2 separate regions of the Homo sapiens genome follow, and region 2 is linked to region 1. Evidence: chromatin loops called from intact Hi-C (ENCODE). Cell type or tissue: spleen. All regions are shown on one strand. Each heading gives the region's core, and the rest is flanking DNA. Links, peaks and the distances in the headings are about the cores only.

Region 1 (9,621 bases), core at 1,112-9,111:
GCAGCCTCTGCCTGCTGGGTTCAAGCAATTCTTCTACCTCAGCCTCCCAAGTAGCTCAGATTACAGGTGCCCGCCACCATGCCCAGCTAATTTTTGTATTTTTAGTAGAGGCGGGATTTCACCTTGCTGACCAGGCTGGTCTCAAACTCTTGGCCTGGGCAACATGGTGAAACCCCGATTCTACTAAAAATACAAAAATTGCCAGGATCAGTGGCTCACGCCTGTAATCCCAGCACTTTGGAAGGCCGAAGCGGGTGAATCACGAGGTTAGCAGTTTGAGACCAGCCTGACCAACATGGTGAAACCCCTTCTCTACTAAAAATACAAAAAAATTAGATGGGCATGGTGGCAGGCGCCTGTAATCCCAGCTACTTGGGAGGCTGAGGCAGGAGAGTCACTTGAAATCAGAAGGTGGAGGTTGCAGTGAGCCGAGATTGCGCCACTGCGTTCTATTCTGGGCAACAAGAGCAAAACTCTGTCTCAAAAAAAAAAAAAAAAAATACAAAAATTAGCTGGGTGTGGTGGCAGGCGCCTGTAATCCCAGCTACTTGGGAGGCTGAGGTGTTGTGACCAAGCGAGTTATAGAGAAACGCCACACTTTGAGACAAATTAAAGAGTCCTTTATTAGCCGGCAACCAAGAGGCAGCTAACGCTCAAAATTCTCTCGGCCCCGAGGAAGGGGCTAGTTTTGTTTTTATACCATGGTCTAAATAGGGGAGGGGGATTTTAGCTGAAACAATTTTTACAGAAGCAGAACTGGCAAAAAATTAAAAAATTAATTGGTTACAAATGCAGTTAAAAAAATAAACAGTTCCAGGTGCAGGGGCTTAAACTATCACAAAGAGATAAATGCAGGGGTTTTGGGTGCCATCCACCGTGCTCATCCCCAGGAGCTGCTAGTGCGGCTTGCCTCACTATCTTATCAGTAGGTGCATTCCTGGACGTGCTTAGAGTCAGTTTACACTAGCTACGCCTTAAGGGAGGGAGGTGAAAGGGGGCTGCCAATGAAGAAACTAAAATGGAGTCTGTCTGGCTCTCTCTCTCCTAGGAGAGGGTCACTCAGGTTAAAACAAGGTAGGGTATCACAGAGGCATGAGAATTGCTTGAATCCAGGAGACAGAGATTGCAGTCAGCCGAGATCATGCCACTGCACTCCAGCCTGGGGTATAGAGCGAGACTCTGTCTCAAAAAAAGAAAAAGAAAGACATGACTAGACTGGGTGCAGTGGCTCATTCCTGCAATCCCAGCACTTCAGGAGGCGTGAGGCCAGGAGTTTGAGACTAGTGTGGGCAATATGGTGAGACCCCCCCACTGCCCCCTGCACACACCCATCCTGGTCTCTACAAAAGAAGAAAAAAATTTTTTTTTTTGTGACCGAGTCTTGCTCTGTCGCCCAGGCTGGAGTGCAGTGGCGCCATCTCGGCTCACTGCAAGCTCCGCATCCTGGGTTCACACCATTCTCCTGCCTCAGCCTCCCGAGTAGCTGGGACTACAGGCGCCCGCCACCGCGCCCGGCTAGTTTTTTGTATTTTGTTTAGTAGAGACGGGGTTTCACCGTGTTAGCCAGGATGGTCTCGATCTCCTGACCTCGTGATCCGCCCATCTCGGCCTCCCAAAGTGCTGGGATTACAGGCGTGAGCCACTGCACCCAGCCGCAAAAAAAAATTTGTAACTAGCAGGTGTCATGGTGCACACCAGTAGTCCCAGCTACTTGGAAGGCTTGAGAGCATGCCACTGCACTGAAGCCTGGGCAACAGAGTAAGACCCTGTCGCAAAAAAAAAAAAAAAAAAAAAAAAAGGAGAAATACGTGAGGCGTATGAAGAAGACCAACTCCATCTTGAATAGGAGCTGGGTGAAATGAGGCTGAAACCTACTGGGCTGCATTCCCAGACAGTTAAGGCATTCAAAGTCACAGGATGGTATAAGAGGTCAGGACAAGATACAATACAAGTCATAAAGACCTTGCTAATAAAACAGGTTGCAGTAGGCCGGGCACGATGGCTCACGCCTGTAATCCCAGCACTTTGGGAGGCCGAGGAGGGTGGATCATGAGGTCAGGAGTTCAAGACCAGCCTGGCCAAGATGGTGAAACTCCGTCTCTACTAAAAATACAAAAAATTAGCCGGGCGTGGTGGCACACGCCTGTAATCCCAGCACTCACTTGTGAGGCACAGGGAATAAAGGTAGCAGTAACCCAGATGGGGCACAGCACACACCAGAGCTACGGTACATGGGGGAGTATTTGAAAATGACACTGGAGGAACTTGAGTTGTTCTTAAAGGATGATTAGGATCTGAGAGGCTTCACTGAGAAAAATGAACGAGAAGCCACTGAAAACTAGGGCGCTGATTTCGGCTCGCTGTAGCCTCCGCTTCCTGGGTTCAAGCAATTCTCCTGACTCAGCCTCCTGAGTAGCTGGGATTACAGGTGCCCACCACCACGCCTAGCTAATTTTTGCATTTTTAGTAGAGACAGGGTTTTGCCATGTTAGCCAGGCTGGTCTTGAACTCCTGACTGACCTCAGGTGATCCACTCGCCTCGGCCTCCCAAAGTGCGGGGATTACAGGCCTGAGCCACCACGCCTGGCCCTCATCTGCTTTTGATTTTGCATAGAGTTCATTCTCACACACTGCTCCAATGTCTCATACATCTCATGCCAGGAACTGTTCAATATTTTTTTCTTTTTTGAAACAGAGTTTCCCTCTTGCTGTCCAGGCTGGAGTGCAATGGCGCGATCTTAGCTCACCACAACCTCCGCTTCCTGGGTTCAAGCGATTCTCCTGCCTCAGCCTCCCGAGTAGCTGGGAATACAAGCATGTGCCACCACACTCGGGTAATTTTGTATTTTTAGTTGAGATGGGATTTCTCCACGTTGGTCAGGCTGGTCTCGAACTCCTGACCTCAGGTGATCCACCCACCTCGGCCTCCCAAAGTGCTGGGATTATAGGCATAAGCCACTGCGCCCAGCTGGAACTATTCAAATATTGTATTAGTGTGCACTCTAATTAGTCTCCAAATCACTCAAGTTTATTAACTGATAAAAGCCAATTCTAGGGCTGGGCACAGTGGCTCACTCCTGTAATCCCAGCACTTTGGGAGGCTGAGGTGGGTGGATCACCTGAGGTCAGAAGTTCAAGACCAGCCTGGCCAACATGGTGAAACCCCATCTCTACTAAAAATACAAAAATTGGCCGGGTGCGGTGGCTCATGCCTGTAATTCCAACACTTTGGGAGGCTGAGGCAGACAGATCATGAGGTCAGGAGTGAAACCCCATGTTTGTAAAAATACAAAAATTAGCTGGGCGTGGTGGCACATGCCTGTAATCCCAGCTGCTCAGGAGGCTGAGGCAGGAGAATCATTTGAACCCGGGAGACGGAGGTTGCAGTAAGCCGAGATCACGCCACTGCACTCTAGCCTGGACAACAGAGTGAGACTCTGTCTCAAGAAAAACAAAAACAAAAAAATTAGCCAGACGTGTTGGCACACACCTGTAGTCCCAGCTACTCGGGAGGCTGAGGCAGGAGAATCACTTGAACCTGGGAGGTGGAGGTTGCAGTGAGCTGAGATCATGCCATTGCACTCCAGCCTGGACAACAAAGCAAGACTCCATCTCAAAAAAAAAAAAAAAAAATTAGCCAGGTATGGTAGCACGTGCCTGCATTCCCAGCTACTGGGGAGGCCAAGGCAGGAAAATTACTTGAACCTGGGAGGCGGAGGTTGCAGTGAGCCGAGATCTCACCATTGCACTCCAGCCTGGGTGACAGAGAGACACTCTATCTCAAAACAAAACAAAACAAAACAAAATTTAAAAAATAGCTGGGTGTGGTGGTGCATACCTGTGGTCCCAGCTACTTGGGAGGCTGAGATGGGAGGATTGCTTGAGCCCCGGGGGGCACAGGTTGTAGTGAGCGCAGATCACACCATTGCACTCCTGGTTAGGTGACAGACTAAAAAGCTGAGACCCTGTCTCAAAAAAAAAAAAAAAGCCCAGCGGGGCGCAGTGGCTCACACCTGTAATCCCAGCACTTTGGGAGGCCGAGACAGGCAGATCACAAGGTCAGGAGATCGAAACCATCCTGGCTAACACGGTGAAACCCCGTCTCTACTAAAAATACAAAAAAAAGAGAAAAAATTAGCTGGGCGTGGTGGCGGGCGCCTGTAGTCCCAGCTACTCGGGAGGCTGAGACAGGAGAATGGCGTGAACCTGGGAGGCAGAGCTTGCAGTGAGCCGAGATCGCGCCACTGCACTCCAGCCTGGGCGACAAAGCAAGACTCCGTCTCGGGGGGAAGAAAAGCCAATTCTTCAAAGCTATAATTTTCTTTTTTTTTTTGAAACAGGGTCTCACTCTGTCACCCAGAATGGAGTGCAGTGGCATGATCTCAGCTCACTGCAACCTCTGCCTCCCAAGCTCAAATGATTCTCCTGCCTCAGCCTCCCGAGTACCTGGGATTACAGGCATATGCCACTACCAATGGGCTAATTTTTGCATTTTTTGTAGAGATGGGGTTTCACCATGTTGACCAGGCTGGTCTTGAACTCCTGACCTCAAATAATCCACCTGCCTCAGCTTCCCAAACTGCTGGGATTACAGGCATGAGCCATCGAAACTGGCCTTCTTTTTAATTTTATTTTAATTGAAATTAGATTTTTTTTTCTTTTTTGAGACAGGGTCTCACTTTGTTGCCCAGACTGCAGTGCAGTGGCAGGATCTCTGCTCACTGCAGCCTCATCCTCCCTGCATTCAGGTGACCCTCCCACCTTAGCCTCAAGAGTAGCTGGGACTGCAGATGTGTGCCACCATGCCCAGCTAATTTTTGTATTTTTTTGTAGAGACACGATTTCATCATGTTGCCCAGGTTGGTCTTGAACTCCTGGGTTCAGGGGATCCTCCTACCTTGGCCTCCCAAAATGTAGGGATTACAGGCATGAGCCACTGCGCCCAGCCCAAATATGTAATTTCTCAATGAGGTCAATGAACAGTTGAAACATGATTAACTGGTTGGGCTCCATGGCTCACACTTGTAGTCCTAGCACTTCGGGAGGCCAAGGCAGGAGGACTGCTTGAGGCCAGGAGTTTGGGACCAGCCTGGACAACATAGTAAGACCCGTCTCTACAAAAATAAAAAAATTCCACACACAAAAACTACAGCAACAATAGAGAAATATGATGAGCCCCAGCTCAACAGGGCAAGTCAGCAATGGAAGAGACCAAAGCCTTGGGGAGCCTGGATGGAGACAGCAAGAGAAGGCTCCGGGTCCCTGATGGACAACGGCTGCACCTGAGCCAGGTGTGCTCAGACAGGTGAGGAAGCTCGATGAGCAGGAACTCCAATACGGTGGGGTGTACGGGTGGCACTGGATATGGGGTTACCTGCCCTGGGACAAGATGATACTTCCTGAGCTTTGGGACCTGGGCTGGTTAATTTTATGTGTCAATGTGGCTAGGCTATGGTGCCTGGCTCAGTGGTCACAGAGCACCCTGGATGTGTCTGTGAAGATGTTTTTAGATGGGATTAACATTTTCCTAAGTAGATTTCAGTGAAGCACGTTACCCTCCATAATGTGCGTGGGCCTCATGCATCCATTTAAGGCCTTCAGAGAAAAGACTGAGGTTCCCTAAGAAGGAAGGAATTCTGCCTCCACACTGCCTTTGAATTGGGACTCACGCCGCACCGCCAGCAGCATCTCTTGCTAGAATTTCCAGACTGCCCTGCAAATTTCAGACTTGCCAGTCTCGATTCTTAAAATAAATCTCTCCCTCTCTCACTATCCGTCTATGTACATCTATCTCCATCCTATCGGTTCTGTTTCTCTGGAGAACCCTGACTAATGCAGGATGCATTCCTGTCTCTGGACCCTCACAATGGCATATGCTTTAGTGACATTTACCCACACATGGCACCGTTGCCTGCTTTCCCACTGTGGACACCAAGGCCGCAGTAGGACAATCCTGGAAGGCCCATGGTCCCAGTGACCGCTCACCATTGGCCCTTCCTGGCGGGACTGTGCAGCTAAAATCAGGCACAGAGAAGGGGCCTCCTAGTCCCCGCAGTCCTGCTTCCTACCTGCCCACAGCAGTGCTATGTGGACAGGTTGCTTTCCTGCCTGCACAGGCCCCCCGGGCCTGGACCCTCACTGGAGGGAATGTGCCCCCTCTCAGCTTGGATGAGGAGTGGGGTAGGGGAGAGAAGAGGGAGGGACGGGAGGGATGGTGGGCCCCTCTCCAGGCTACAGAGGAATGCCCAGAGGCAAGGGAGGCGAGCTGGCACGCTGCCTTCTGTGCCCAGGCAGTGCACAGTTAGCACGAAAAGGAGCATCAAGCTGAAAAAACGCCTTTCTCTTCTTGCCCCTCATTCTTGGCTGTTTTCCTAATTGTGCTGAAATGAACGTTTACCATCTCGTGAGATATTTGAGAACACAGTTACTGTTCCTTTTTTTTTTCTTTCTTTCTTTTCTTTTTTTTTTTTTTTTTTTTTTTTGAGACGGAGTCTCCCTCTGTCACCCAGGTTGGAGTGCAGGGGCATGATCTCAGCTCACTGCAACCTCCGCCTCCCAGGTTCAAGCGATTCTCCTGTCTCAGCCTCCTAAGTAGCTGGGATTACAGGCACATGCCACCACACCCAGATAATTTTGGTATTTTTAGTAGAGATAGGGTTTCACCATGTTGCTTAGGCTGGTCTCAAACTCCTGACCTCAGGTGATCCACCAGCCTTGGCCTACCAAAGTGCTGGGACTACACGAGTGATCCACCACGCCTGGCCCTTTCCTTTCTATTTTTAAAAGAGATGGGTTTTGCCATGTTGCCCAGGCTGGTCTCCAACTCCTGAGCTCAGGCAATCTGCCTGCCTCAGCCTCCCAGAGTGCTCGGATTACAGGTATGTGCCACTGTGTCCAGCCAACACAGTTGCTGTTTCTACTACATATTTTCTTTTCTGTCTTTCTTTTTTTTTTTTTTAAGATGGAGTTTTGATCTTGTCACCCAGGGTGGAGTGCAATGTCCTGATCTCTGCTCACTGCAACCTCCATCTCCCAGGTTCCAGCTATTCTCCTGCCTTAGCATCCTGAAGAGCTAGGATTACAGGCATGCACCATCACAGCCAGCTAATTTTTGTATTTTTAGTAGAGATGGGGTTTCACCATGTTGGCCAGGATGGTCTTGAACTCCTGACCTCAGGTGATCCACCCACTGTGGCCTCCCAAAGTGCTGGGATTACAGGCGTGAGCCACCACGCCCGGCCACAACGTATTTTCATTGAGGATAGAAAGAAGCTTGCGGGGCCAATTTTTACACAAAAATTAGCTGGGCATGGCGATGGGCACCAGCTACTCTGGAGGCTGAGGCAGAGAATTGCTTGAAACTGGGAGGCGGATTTTGCAGTGAGCCAAGATCACACCACTGCACTCCAGCCTGGGCGACAGAGCAAGATTCCGTCGAAGAGAAGGGAAGGGAAGGGAAGGGAGGGGAGGGGAGGGGAGGGGAGGGGAGGGGAGGGGAGGGGAGGGGAGGGGAGGGGAGGGGAGGGGAGGGGAAGGGAAGGGAAGGGAGAAAAGAAAAGAAAAGAAAAAAGAAAGAGAAGCTTGTGGGCTTGGTCTGGACAGGGTGCCTCCCTTGGTGGCCGTGTCAGCTGCCTCTCTTGCTTCCTGCATGTGTGACTGGATACATATACTAGGATACTGGATACATATACCCTTCTTACATATACTAGGAATACTGTCCCTACCTCCACATATCCTAGCATCTACAAGTAAGTGCACTTTTGTGTATGTGCAATTATCAGTCAGGATCAGTGGAAAGATTAAGGAACAGAATGCATTCATGGAATTCTAGAGATGGGAGAAATCTCTCCAGCTCCTTTTACATGGGAGAAAACCACTGGGCGTGTTCAAGACAGGCTCCAGGCCCAGGTCTTCATCCCGCCAGAGCTCTTCTCTTTTAACTGTGTAGGGGAAGGAAAATTGCTCATTTTATTCTACCCTTCCAGGTTCTCACTGGGGACCCTGCTACAAAAGACAAATTAACAGGGGAAAGATGGATGTTTATTAGCATGTATCTCTCAGGGATAATGGAGAAACTCAGGGATGAGTAAATTTAAAGAGGTGACATAGAATTTGGGCTTCTATCCCAGCCCTTTTGAAACCACCTTTGCAAAAATTATAAGTGAGGCAATCATTACAGTGAAAGACATCTGGCCTAACTAAGTCCATCTTGCTTCTAACCTCCAAGCTGTCCTTGTTTGTTCCTGGGTGGAGGCCGAACTAACTCTGGGAGGAACTTAGTTTATGGTTTAGCTTTGAAACAAAGACGATAGAGCCCTTTCCCTAAACACATCCCCTTCCTACCTGGGGACTAGATTGCCTTTGCAGGACTAACAAATTAGCCACAAAATTAGAAATTATTGTTTAGGAGTCTTGCAGCTGGAGGCTGCAAAATTGCTCCTAGGGATCACATCACTACTGTCAAACCTCAGATCAGCGCTTGAGATATTTTGCAGACCCTGCACTCGATGGATCAGCTGACACCACTCCTACCGATAAACTGGCTCATGGGGTCTTCTGACCCCCTCCCAGGAACCAAGTCAGCCCAAGAGGACAGCCTCAACTTCCTGTAATTTCATCTCCGACCTGACAAATCAGCACTCCTGACCCAACGGCTCCCTACCCACCAAATTATCCTTAAAAACTCTGGGCCAGGCACAGTGGCTCACGCCTGTAATCCCAGCACTTTGGGAGGCCGAGGCGGGCAGATCACGAGGTCAGGAGATGGAGACCGTTCTGGCTAACACGGTGAAACCCCGTCTCTACTAAAAATACAAAAAATGAGCCGGGCATAGTGGTGGGCGTCTGTAGTCCCAGCCACTTTGGAGGCTGAGGCAGGAGAATGGTGTGAACCCAGGAGGCGGAGTTTGCAGTGAGCCAAGATCATGCCACTGCACTCCAGCCTGGGTGACAAAGCAAGACTCCATCTCAAAAAAAGAAAAAACAAAACAAAAACTCTGATCCCCAGTCGGGCACGGTGGCTCATGCCTGTAATCCCAACACTTTGGGAGGCTGAGGCATGTAGATCACTTGAGGTCAGGAGTTCAAGACTAGCCTGGCCAACATGGTGAAACCCCGTCTCAACTAAAAATACAAAAATTATCAGCCTGCCCAATATGGCGAAACCTCGTCTCTACTAAAATAAAAAAATTAGCTGGGCATGGTGGTTGGTGCCTGTAATCCCAACTACTCGGGAGGCTGAGGCAGGAGGATCACTTGAAGCTGGGAGGTGGAGGTTGCAGTGAGCCGAGATCACGCCATTGCACTACAGCCTGGGGGACAGAGCAACACTCCATCTCAAAAAAAAAAAAAAAAGGCCAGGCGCAGTGGCTCATGCCTGTAATCCCAGCACTTTGGGAGGCCGAGGTGGGTGGATCACCTGAAGTCAGGAACTCAAGACCAGCCTGGCCAACATGGCGAAACCCCGTCTCTACAAAAATACAAAAATTAGCCAGGCATGGTGATGGTGTGCCTGTATCCCAGCTACTTAGGAGGCTGAGGCGGGAGAATTGCTTGAACCCAGGAGGCAGAGGTTGCCGAGATCGAACCATTGCACTCCAGCCTGGGTGACAGAGTGAAACT
Region 2 (9,621 bases), core at 774-8,773, 420 kb after region 1:
AACCTTGCTAACTTATTAATTCACTCTAACCATTTTTTTGAGGACTCCTTATGATTTTCTGTATAAAAGATCATGTCATCTGCAAAGAGAAGTAGTCTTACTTCTTGTCTAATCTGCATGCCGTTTATATCCTTTTCTTGCCTAACTGGCCTGCCTGCATTACAATGGTAAATAGAAACGGCAAGAGCAGGCCTCCTAGTCTTGTTCCTGATCTCAGGCGGAAAGCACCTGGTCTTTCACCATTAAGCACACTGTGAGGTGTGGGTTTTATTAGATGCCCTTTGTCAGGTCAAGGAAGTTGCTTTCTATTCCTAGTTTGTTGAGTGTTTTCACATGAAAGGGTGCTGGATTTTGTCCAGTGCTTTGCCTGCTTCTACTGAGATGATCATGCAGCTTTTGTCCTTTATCCATTCAAATGGTGTATTACATTAACATTACCTGTTAAGCCAGCTGTGTATTCCTGGGATAAATCCCACTTGATCATGGTAAATAATCCTTTTGTAGGTGGCTGAATTCTGGTTGCTGCTATTGAGTTTTGCATCTACACTCATAAAAGATACTGTTGTACAGTTTTCTTAAGAGGTTTTAGTCTTTTGTTATTACGATAACACCTCATAGAATGAATTAGGAAGTTTCCCCCCACTTTTATTTTTTGGAAGAGTTTGTGAGTAATTAGTATTAGCTCTTCTTTCCATGTTTGGCAGAATTTACCAGTAAAGCCATCTGGTCCTGGGATTTTCTTTGAGTGAAGTTTTTAAATTAACAATTTAATTTCTTTACTTGTTTTAGATCTATTCAGATTTCCTCCTCTCTTGAGTCAGTTTTGGTAGTTTCTGTCCTTCTATGAATTTTTCCATTTATTCAAAGTTTTCTAATTGGTTGGCATATAGTTCCCTCATAATCCATTTTATTTCAGTAAATGTGGCAGAAATGCCACCTTTCCTGGTCCTGATTTTGGTAATTTGAGTCCTCCTTTATTCTTGGTCAGTCTAGGTGCAGGATGATCAATTTTGTTGATCTTTCCAAAGAACCAACTTTTGGTTTCATTGATTTTCTCTACTGTTTTTCTATTCTTTGCCATTGGTTTTTAAGTGTGATAATGGTATAGTACATTTTGTTTCACATAAAAGAGTCCTTATATTTTGGAAACATACTGAAGTAGTCAGAGACAAAATATTAAGATGATTGCTATTTGCTTGCAAAATACATCAGCAGGAGGTGGGAAGGGATAGTATTAGAAGGGGCGTTGATAGAGTCAGATTGGCCAACTGTTGGAAACTTGGGTAATGGGTACACAGGGGTTCGTTATGCTGTTATTTTTACCTTTTTATATGTTTAAAGTCTCCATAACAAGAACTTTAAAATATTGGAAAAAATTAGAATTTTATCCTAAAAATAACACTTCCACATGGGAACTTCCCAGAACAAGTCAGCACATCTGAAATCTCTTACAAATGCATTTTGCTTTGCCCAAAAGCTCCCATTTGTGATAAAGGGAAGATACTACAGAAGGACAGCAGCTGATGGGACATTGGCCAAACTGCCCTCAGCTCCCTCAGGAAGGCCCGTGACAAGGGTCTCGTTGGTGTCCTGCACAGAGCAGGTAACATTCCTGCAGGAAAAAGAACTTTGGGGCTGTTTGCAGAAGCTGATAAAATATCCCCAGATATCAGCCATCTCTCCCTCTGCGACCAGCCAACATGGAGAGGAGAGAGGACGAGAAGCTGTTTCTCTGGACCACCTGCCTCAGGGCACGTCGGGGACACCTGGGCACCAGTAGATCTCAGTGAACTGCTCGGAGAGGATTTGAACGGGGAGAATGAAACACAGGCTTCAGCCCCAAACTCATACACACGAGGAGCAGAAGCAATGCCTCTCGCCTAGATGAGCTCTCATATTCCTAAAAGCTGTGTGTGAGGAAGAGCTGCTCCTCCCCAAAACCCCCTGCACGCCTGCTTCCTATCCTCAGGCCTGGCCGCCCCTGGGTGAGAAAAGCTCTTCTTAGAGGACAGAAGGTGTTCCAGGGCGGAAGGTGTGTGCGAAGTTCTCCCCAGTCTCAAGACGGCTGGTCCGGGCAGCTTTAAGCTACTTCACGGCACGACTGTACAAGCTTGGAAACTGAAATTCATGCTCAGGGCAGGAACACGGCTTTTTAAAACATTTTAAAATATCAACCATAGTTTTAAGAACATCATATGGTGTTTGACCTTCCTGAAGGCACTGGTTTTCAAACTTCATTTTGTTTCTTTGTTTTTGTCATCAAGTATCAGAACCCTTCTTTCCATATGAATCACACCCAGGAGCCCGAGGTATGAAAAGACAGAAAAAGGACTCTGGCCCCCCTCCCGCACGAGGCCAGGTGCTGCCCCAGGTGCCGGGACCCAGTGATGATCCAGGCCCGAGGGGCTCGCACCCTTCTGTGAGGGTGACAGAGACCAACCAGATGGACTGGTGAGGATTTCACACGGGGCGACATGGAGCCACTGGACTGTGTTGTGCAAGGGCTGATGTGCTCTGGCGTCTGTATCAATACAGTCTCTGCAAGTGCGGTGTGAAGAAGAGATTCTGGGGAGCAAGAGTGGATCGTTCTAGGAGGCTGATGAGCAGTGGCTCGGAGGAGAGCTGACGGTGGTGACGGGGACCAGGGTGGTAGAGGCGGAGGAGGTGAGAGGGTTTCCATTCCACATCCCCTCACAGAACAGAGCAGAACTGACAGAACATGGCCAAGGATGGGGTGCGGGGCTGAAGGGAGGGGGTGTTGGGCTGGCTCCTCGGGTCTGGCCTGTCCACAGGGTGGACAGCAGCTTCCTGACTGAGATGGGGGATGCTGGGGGATCGGCTTGTGCAGGGGTAAAATCAAGAGATCTCCTCCAGTCGTGTTAAGTCTGAAGGACACTCAGACATCTCCGTGGGAAGGTTGAGTGGTGGTGAGACCTCAGATTGCGGAGCTCAGGGGTGGGTCACTCTGGGGACAGCATGGTGACTCGACATCAACGCACCTGGAGCCGCTGAAAGGCCCGAGCGCGCTCTCCTGCAGTGAGCGGGCAGACAAGGAGAGAGGAGGCCGCAGGGCAGCCTGGGGGCACCCCCACATCTGGGGTCTGACACTCGGCACAGACGTGACTAACATGTTAGCCCGGGTAGGGGAGCCTTTCCCAGAGGGAGGGAAGAGAGCTGACCCCCAGAGGGAGGGAAGCATTGGGTCAGACGCGGGCGACGGGCCCAGCAGGGTGAGGCCAGAGAGCTGACCACCCTATGTGTCCGGGTGACGTTGCTGGGATCTGATGGGCTGTTCCCGTGAGGTGGCGGTGGCCTGCAGACAGGAGGGGTGTCATGCCAGTGGACATGGGGAGCGGGGCGGCTGGGAGCAGGCATGAGGGCCAGAGGGACTTTCTTCCAAGACAGCCACCAATACTACATGAGTGTGCCAGGAATGGTATTTGGGGCGGGGGGTGTGTCTGCGGGAGTCAAGCCCTGGGCCATGAGAGGGAGGGGACCGGTACCGCGGGAGGGCTGGCCTTAGCCAGGTGGGAAAGTGGCCAGTGGTGACTGGCTGCGGGTGGAGGCAGCTAGGGCAGGGCTCATTCATGGCAGCCAACGTGGTCAGCAATCCTGCCTGCAGGGCCTACGCTGGCTGAGCTGGGCAGGGGTACAGAAGAGAAGGAATGGCGTGCTGGGCAGACCTCTCGGCCACCTGAGACGTGCAGCCACCAACTTAAGTGATGGCAGGCAGCTGACACGTGCGTTTTTCCCCGTCACACTGAGGCCCCTGGGGAAACCAGGAGGTCTCCACTCCTGAGGAGGCCTGGCCAGGGCCCAGCCTTTGGTTCCCCTTAGCATGAAGTCCTTCATCTGGACAGCATTGAACCTCTTGTCTGGGTTTTGCTGATAAGGTTATTATCAGCGAAACCCAAAACAGAATATTCTCTATTCCTAGAACTGCCAATGTTTTGAGGGTGGGACTTCTGTCTACCCTGTGTGTTTCTGTCTGACACCGCACAGGCAGGAGCAGGCTGGGGAAGTGGTCAGAACCGCACACTGTTCTAGAAAAGGACAAGAAAACAGGGTCCTTACCGTCACCAGGGTGGAGGAGCACCTGACGTCGTTCGGATCTGAAAGAGCAAACATGAGTGAGGCTGAGCAGGTCCACCACCATGGCAATGCCAAGTAAGCTACGTAACCCGAGGACAGGGCAACACGGGAGCACCGGGTGTGAAACTGGACTGTATGCAGGATTCACATTAAATGAGTGGATTTGAGCTGCTCTTGCCACAAAAACAAAAGCGGGCAGCTGTGAGTTGCGATGGCTATGTTAACTTGCTTCGCTTTACTAGTAACCTTTTTACTATCTCTATGTATCTGTAACACCATGTTGCATACCTTAAATATACACAATAAAATTTAATAAAACACAAGATGCCATCTTATACCTTTACTAAATTGGCATTCGTTTCAGAAAAAAGCCATCGCCATAGCATGCCAGGTGAGGGCAAGGGCACAGCTTGGCTGTCCCACCAGTGACTCCCGCACACGCCCCGGCCTGTCCCCAGTCACTCGGCCTGGCAGCCCACTTGTGTGCAAGGGGGGTATGGCAGATCACCGCCAGCCAGTGCCAACACTGTGAACGTGAACGCTACTTTAAATATGGAAAATACTTCCCAGCGTGGCCAATAATCACAAGCAGAGCATGCGGACGCTGTGTGGACAAGCCCACGACTCTCATTCAGAGGACAAGCCCCAGAAGAAAAGCAAAACCAGGAAAAGCACATCAGGGGAGCGAGGCTGGAAGAATGTCTGTAATGAGGTATTTCATGTTATGAAATTCATTAGAAATAAAAATGAGTGGAGATAAAACATCTATCTTGATATGGAACAAACATCTTTGTGTAAATGCAAGGAAGGGAGGAAACTTGAAAAGGAACAGAACCAGAAGTGAGGCTTCAGCGTGTCCTTTACAGACACCAGCAACCTGCCCCGAGCAATGCGGGAACCCAGAGTCAGACCCCAGGCCTCTAGGTGCTGCGGGAAACCAGCCCTACTGCTTCTCGCTCCACCTCTGCAGCCCCCTCTGACTACCAAGCACCTTGGTCTCTTTATCACCTTGGATGAAACTGGTTACTGCCTTGCAACCCAAACTGAGCTACAGGGCTGCAGGCTCCCCACAGCCAAGTCCATTCCCATACAACACAGGGTGACATCATAGAGGGACATGCAGCTGCCGAGCACACTCCTGCTGGCCTCGAGGCCAGCATCAAACCTCTTGTCTGGGTTTTGTTGATAAGGTTATTATCAACATGCCGTAGGGCCAGGTGGGTCTGCACCCAGAGGTCCGTGGCTGGCTGTGGGGTGCGTCGCCCTCCTGTCCTGGGCACAGCCCATAGGGCGAGGCCACTGACCAAGGACACATGGTCGGCATGTTGGGCAGTCCCAATGGTCCACCTGTGATGTATGGTCACCAATTTAAAGGACATCAGCCAACTCACCCCATCGGTATCCACTCACAGTGTGATGCCCCCAGGGGTAAGCCAGGGGCTTCCCCTGATATGGCTCTTCCTGGACTTTCACCTTCAGGGACTTGGGCACACACGTCCCTTGGCTGGGACACATTTGAGAACAGCTTCAGAAAGGAGACTCAGAGAGGCCTGAGAAAGGAGCAGGGGACGCCCTGTCCTTTGGGGCTCACCCTGGGCAGGAGACAAGAGTGAAGGAGCAGCAGAGAAAGCCACATCCTCTGTTGACCGCAAGAATGGCACATCTGATGCCTTTAGTACCTGCCCAGGATCAGTGATTCGGGACAAGGAGGGGCAGAAACAAACCAAGGGGCACTTGATGTTTCCTCCCTATCTGCAAAGAGCTCCTGTTCTCAGACTCAGCATCCAGCCACTGTTGTCACAGCTGGGTCTCATCATTCAGACACAGTGCACCTCCCAGGCACAAGGGGAAAGAGTGTCAGAAAGATTCCCTGGGCAGGAGGTTCTGGTAGTTTGGTTTTGTTTGGCTAGAGATGAAGCATGCAGCCTTCCTGTAGGTGAGTGGGCCTGTGGCCAGAGGACCCAGGGACAGGGGGCATCTGGCTCATTGCTATCTGCCCAAATTGGATCAGGGAGGCTTATTCACAAGAGCTGAGCTCTCTCTGCTTACAGAGACAAACATCAACATAGGGCCGTGAATGCCTGGAGCGGGTGCTGAGGTCCCGGCCATTGAGCAAGCTCCTTTCCCTTCCACATGTCCTTTTCTCCCCAGAGCCAGCCCCTTTCCAGTTAAGGAAGAGAACAGAAGACCCCATGGACTCTACCCTCAGGCAGGAGACACCCAGGGGCCCCTGTGCGCTAACAAAGAGAGGCACATTGTTCTCCGGGTGGCTGGTGTCTCAAACACTTGGAGCGCAGGGGCACAGAACTCCAGGTTCTAGGAACCAGAGCGGAAGAAAACAGGTGGTGGAAATGGCCTTTCTCAGAACTGCAGTGACACACCAGCCAGAGCTGAAAGCCACATGCTGGCCCACTGGGAGGGATCCAGACCCCCACCCATCCCAGGAGGCCCCTGCTCAGGCTGTTTGGGGTGTGGCCGAAGGCTTACTCAGCCTCTGCAGAAGCGGGGAAAGGGGAGCGGAGTGCAGCCCGGGGCCCCCACTTTTTGCTCACACCAATGGGTGTGTCTGGACATTCCTCATCTGAATGTTTATTTCCATTTTCACCAACACAGAAGCATGGGGTGAGAGTCTCCAAACTCACAGTGTGGCCAGATGATGGTTACCTTAAAAATTAAAAGGTTAGCTTTTGCAAGACAAAAAAAGTGAGCGACTAAATGGAATATGGATGAACTTTTGCATGCAGAGCTGAAGTGATCAGCAATGCCCAGTGTGGCTGGAGGGAGCTGGCTCTGAGTGTCCCTACCTGGCAGGCAGCATGAGGGAGCTGTCTCCTGCCATATGGTTTAAACTCAGTCAAAGAACTAAGAGTTGAGTACAGCTTATCAGAATGGCTTGCGGGATTCGAGCCCCTGTCGTGTGACCGCCAGGGCCACCCGGGCATCTCTATTCTTGCTGTAACTGTCCTGAATCTTCTCAGCACCAGAGCCTGCTGGATCTCTACTTCAGAAATGAATTTCAAATTCAATTAAATAAAGAGTTTGCTATTGAATCTGAAATGGAATAAGAGATTTGATTTTCCAAGAGATACTTTTTACCCAGTTAAGATATTAAGTCAGTCTTTTATAACACTGTCCAAGATATATCTTATCAGAAGGCAAAGAGCTGACTGGGTCCAATTCAGGCTGTGGTGGCAAGATGGGCATGAGAAGGAACAGCCTGTGGGAAGATGGAAGACTCCCATGCATGAACTCCTGATGCCGGGGCAAGGGAGGACAGGAGGACGGGAGGAAGGAATGGGGACATGGGTCACTCCAGAATCAGGGGAGAGTAGGAAATCCAGCAAAACCAGGAGAGAACCGGCTCCCCGGGGAAGTCTCCCTGGTAAGAAGAGCGCTGAGGCAGCCACGGGCAAACAGGGCGCTAGGCCACGCAGCTCTCACACTCGCCCCCAAGGCCCACCCAGGCAGGGAAATCCGAGGCCTCCCTTGGTGGGTGGTCTCCAAGGCCACGTGCACTTACGTTCAATGAGGAAGAGAAAGCACACTATCCCCATGGCTGCCACGATGGCTCCAGGCACGACGAAGGACAGGCCCCAGCATGTGGACACCCAGTAGCCAGCGATCAATGACCCCAAGATGTTGCCCACGGAGGTGTGGGAGTTCCAGACCCCCATAATCAAACCTCTCCTGCAGCACAACAAAACAGAAGACAGAAGATGGAGCTGAGAAGCTGAAACGAGTCCAGCAGTGCAGGGCGCAGCAGTGCCTGCAAAGTAGGGAGTCGGCGCAGAATCAACGGGGGGCCATGCAGACCCTGCTTCTGTGCCATGCAGGACTCGCGATGCTCACGAGAGCTGATGTGTTTATGTGGCCTCAGGCTGTGCCATCACCCATTCTACCTCTTGCTCTGAGCGCATTCTGTACTCAAGAAGAAGAAAGAGGCCTTTCCCTGAAAGTCTTGGAAGGCCTGAAATTAAAATTTGTGCCTCTACAATCAATTAATACATACAGTCACTTGATGAACTGTCATTTGAACAAAACTCATGGATGCACACACCAGGTGAATGAGGCACAGTATCTAAGACTTAAGACCTGATGACGCTGGTGTTCCCGTTTTAGCTTCCGCATCTTGTTTGCGATCGTCCACCATAAATAAGCCTTTGGCCTGGCTGAGCTGAATTTTACAAATAAATAAATTTTATCTGTATAAAATAAAAGCCATTTACAAATAAATCTGGACTCGCCAGGCTGGGTCCCAGCTCTGCTACTTTGGTGCTGTGCGCTGGGTGACCCAGGTCGGGACTTCCCAAACTCCCATGTTAACATGTAGCTTTGGCTTCAAAAGGCCTGGGGCAGGGTCCTGGACTCTGCATCTCCCACAACACCTGGGAGGCCAGATGCAGCTGTCAGAGGAGCCGCCGAGTGACACGGACTTCACCAGGCCCACAGTGGGAGGGCGGAGCTCCCCTGTCTCGTGGGACACAGGCCATCTGAATTTCAGCAATTCAAGCCCCAGAGGTTTCAGCCATCTTATTTTAAAGAGGATACTAAAGTGTTTTTGCTGTAATCAGTCTACAGAAAAACTAAAAGTAAAATGGTCTAGTTTTCATCTGCTATTGGAAACAGGGCTGCTTTTTCTCACCTTCCTTTTCCAAACCAGTTGCCGAGGCAGGTGACGACGCTGGGCCAGCCGGTGGTCTGCACCAGCCCGTTGATGACCTGCAGGAGAGGCCAAAGGAGAGACTGACCTGTGGGAAGCAGGCCCGGGACAGCGCTGCAGGGAGGTGCACAGAGCTTGCTCCACTTACACAAAGCAGGGGGCACGACAGCCAGAGATGGACTGTCAATTTTATATTTATATACAGTTTAAACTACATATATATTTTAAAACCATGTATACAGGTATCTATATATTTTTCAAAATAAAAGCAATGCATGCCTATTGTGGAAATTTTAGAATAAGCAGAGAAAAGCGAGGAAAAAAAACCCAGCCAGAACCCCACCACCAGCAGATCACACCTCATAACAGTGTGGGGCCAAGCTTCCCGGTCTCTTTTGAATCCAAAAACTTCATAGAAAGAGGCTAGGTGCAGCGGCTCATGCCTGTAATTCTAGCACTTTGGGAGACCAATGCAGGAGGGTCTCTTGAGTTCAGGAATTTGAGACCAGCCTGGGCAATATAGAGAGACCCCCTTGTCTACAAAAAATTAAAAATTAGCCAGGTGTGGTGGTGCACACCTGTGGTCCAAGCTACTCAAGAAGCTGAGATGGGAGGATTGCTTGAGCCTGGGAGGTCAAGGCTGTAGTGAGCTGTGATTGCATCACTGCACTCCAGCCTGGGCAACACAGTAAGACCCCATCTCAAAAAATAAACAAATACAAACTTTTTAAAGAGAGAAAACCTTTCTTCTCTTTATGAACTGTTTATAGAATTGTATGATAAACATGGCTTGTGAATTGCATGTTTCCCTTACCATGCCATGGAGAAGGTACTGTTGTTAATCATTCTCTGGAATGAACACGAACTTG

Evidence for each region. A loop is a pair of places that touch in the nucleus more often than their neighbours do. Peaks named below come from ENCODE experiments on the same cell type or tissue, not always from the same donor. Only the 100,000 strongest peaks of a DNase experiment are listed, where the experiment ranks them.
Region 2: a loop joins it to region 1, with 6 times the contacts of the local background. A loop is called at or near these places in 2 of 110 quality-filtered maps.

What each region holds. Positions count from the first base shown.
Region 1 is chr21:42,960,787-42,970,407 of GRCh38, reverse strand. It overlaps LOC124905024 (a long non-coding RNA gene), which reads left to right and starts at 4,889. Exons shown (of 2, transcript XR_007067883.1): 1 at 4,889-5,305; 2 at 5,594-5,770. RefSeq lists an enhancer at 2,388-2,888. In spleen, for the core only: no CTCF peak of the experiment used is centred there; no DNase peak of the experiment used is centred there.
Region 2 is chr21:42,541,594-42,551,214 of GRCh38, reverse strand. SLC37A1 (solute carrier family 37 member 1) reads right to left here. Exons shown (of 20, transcript NM_001320537.2): 7 at 8,735-8,811; 8 at 7,613-7,779; 9 at 4,075-4,112. Among named protein-coding and RNA genes, the nearest start is that of SLC37A1, 33 kb to the right of the region's middle. RefSeq lists enhancers at 4,885-5,420, 5,421-5,958, 8,162-9,092 and a silencer at 5,711-5,934. In spleen, for the core only: no CTCF peak of the experiment used is centred there; DNase peaks (open chromatin) are centred at 3,394, 4,564, 5,714 and 8,404.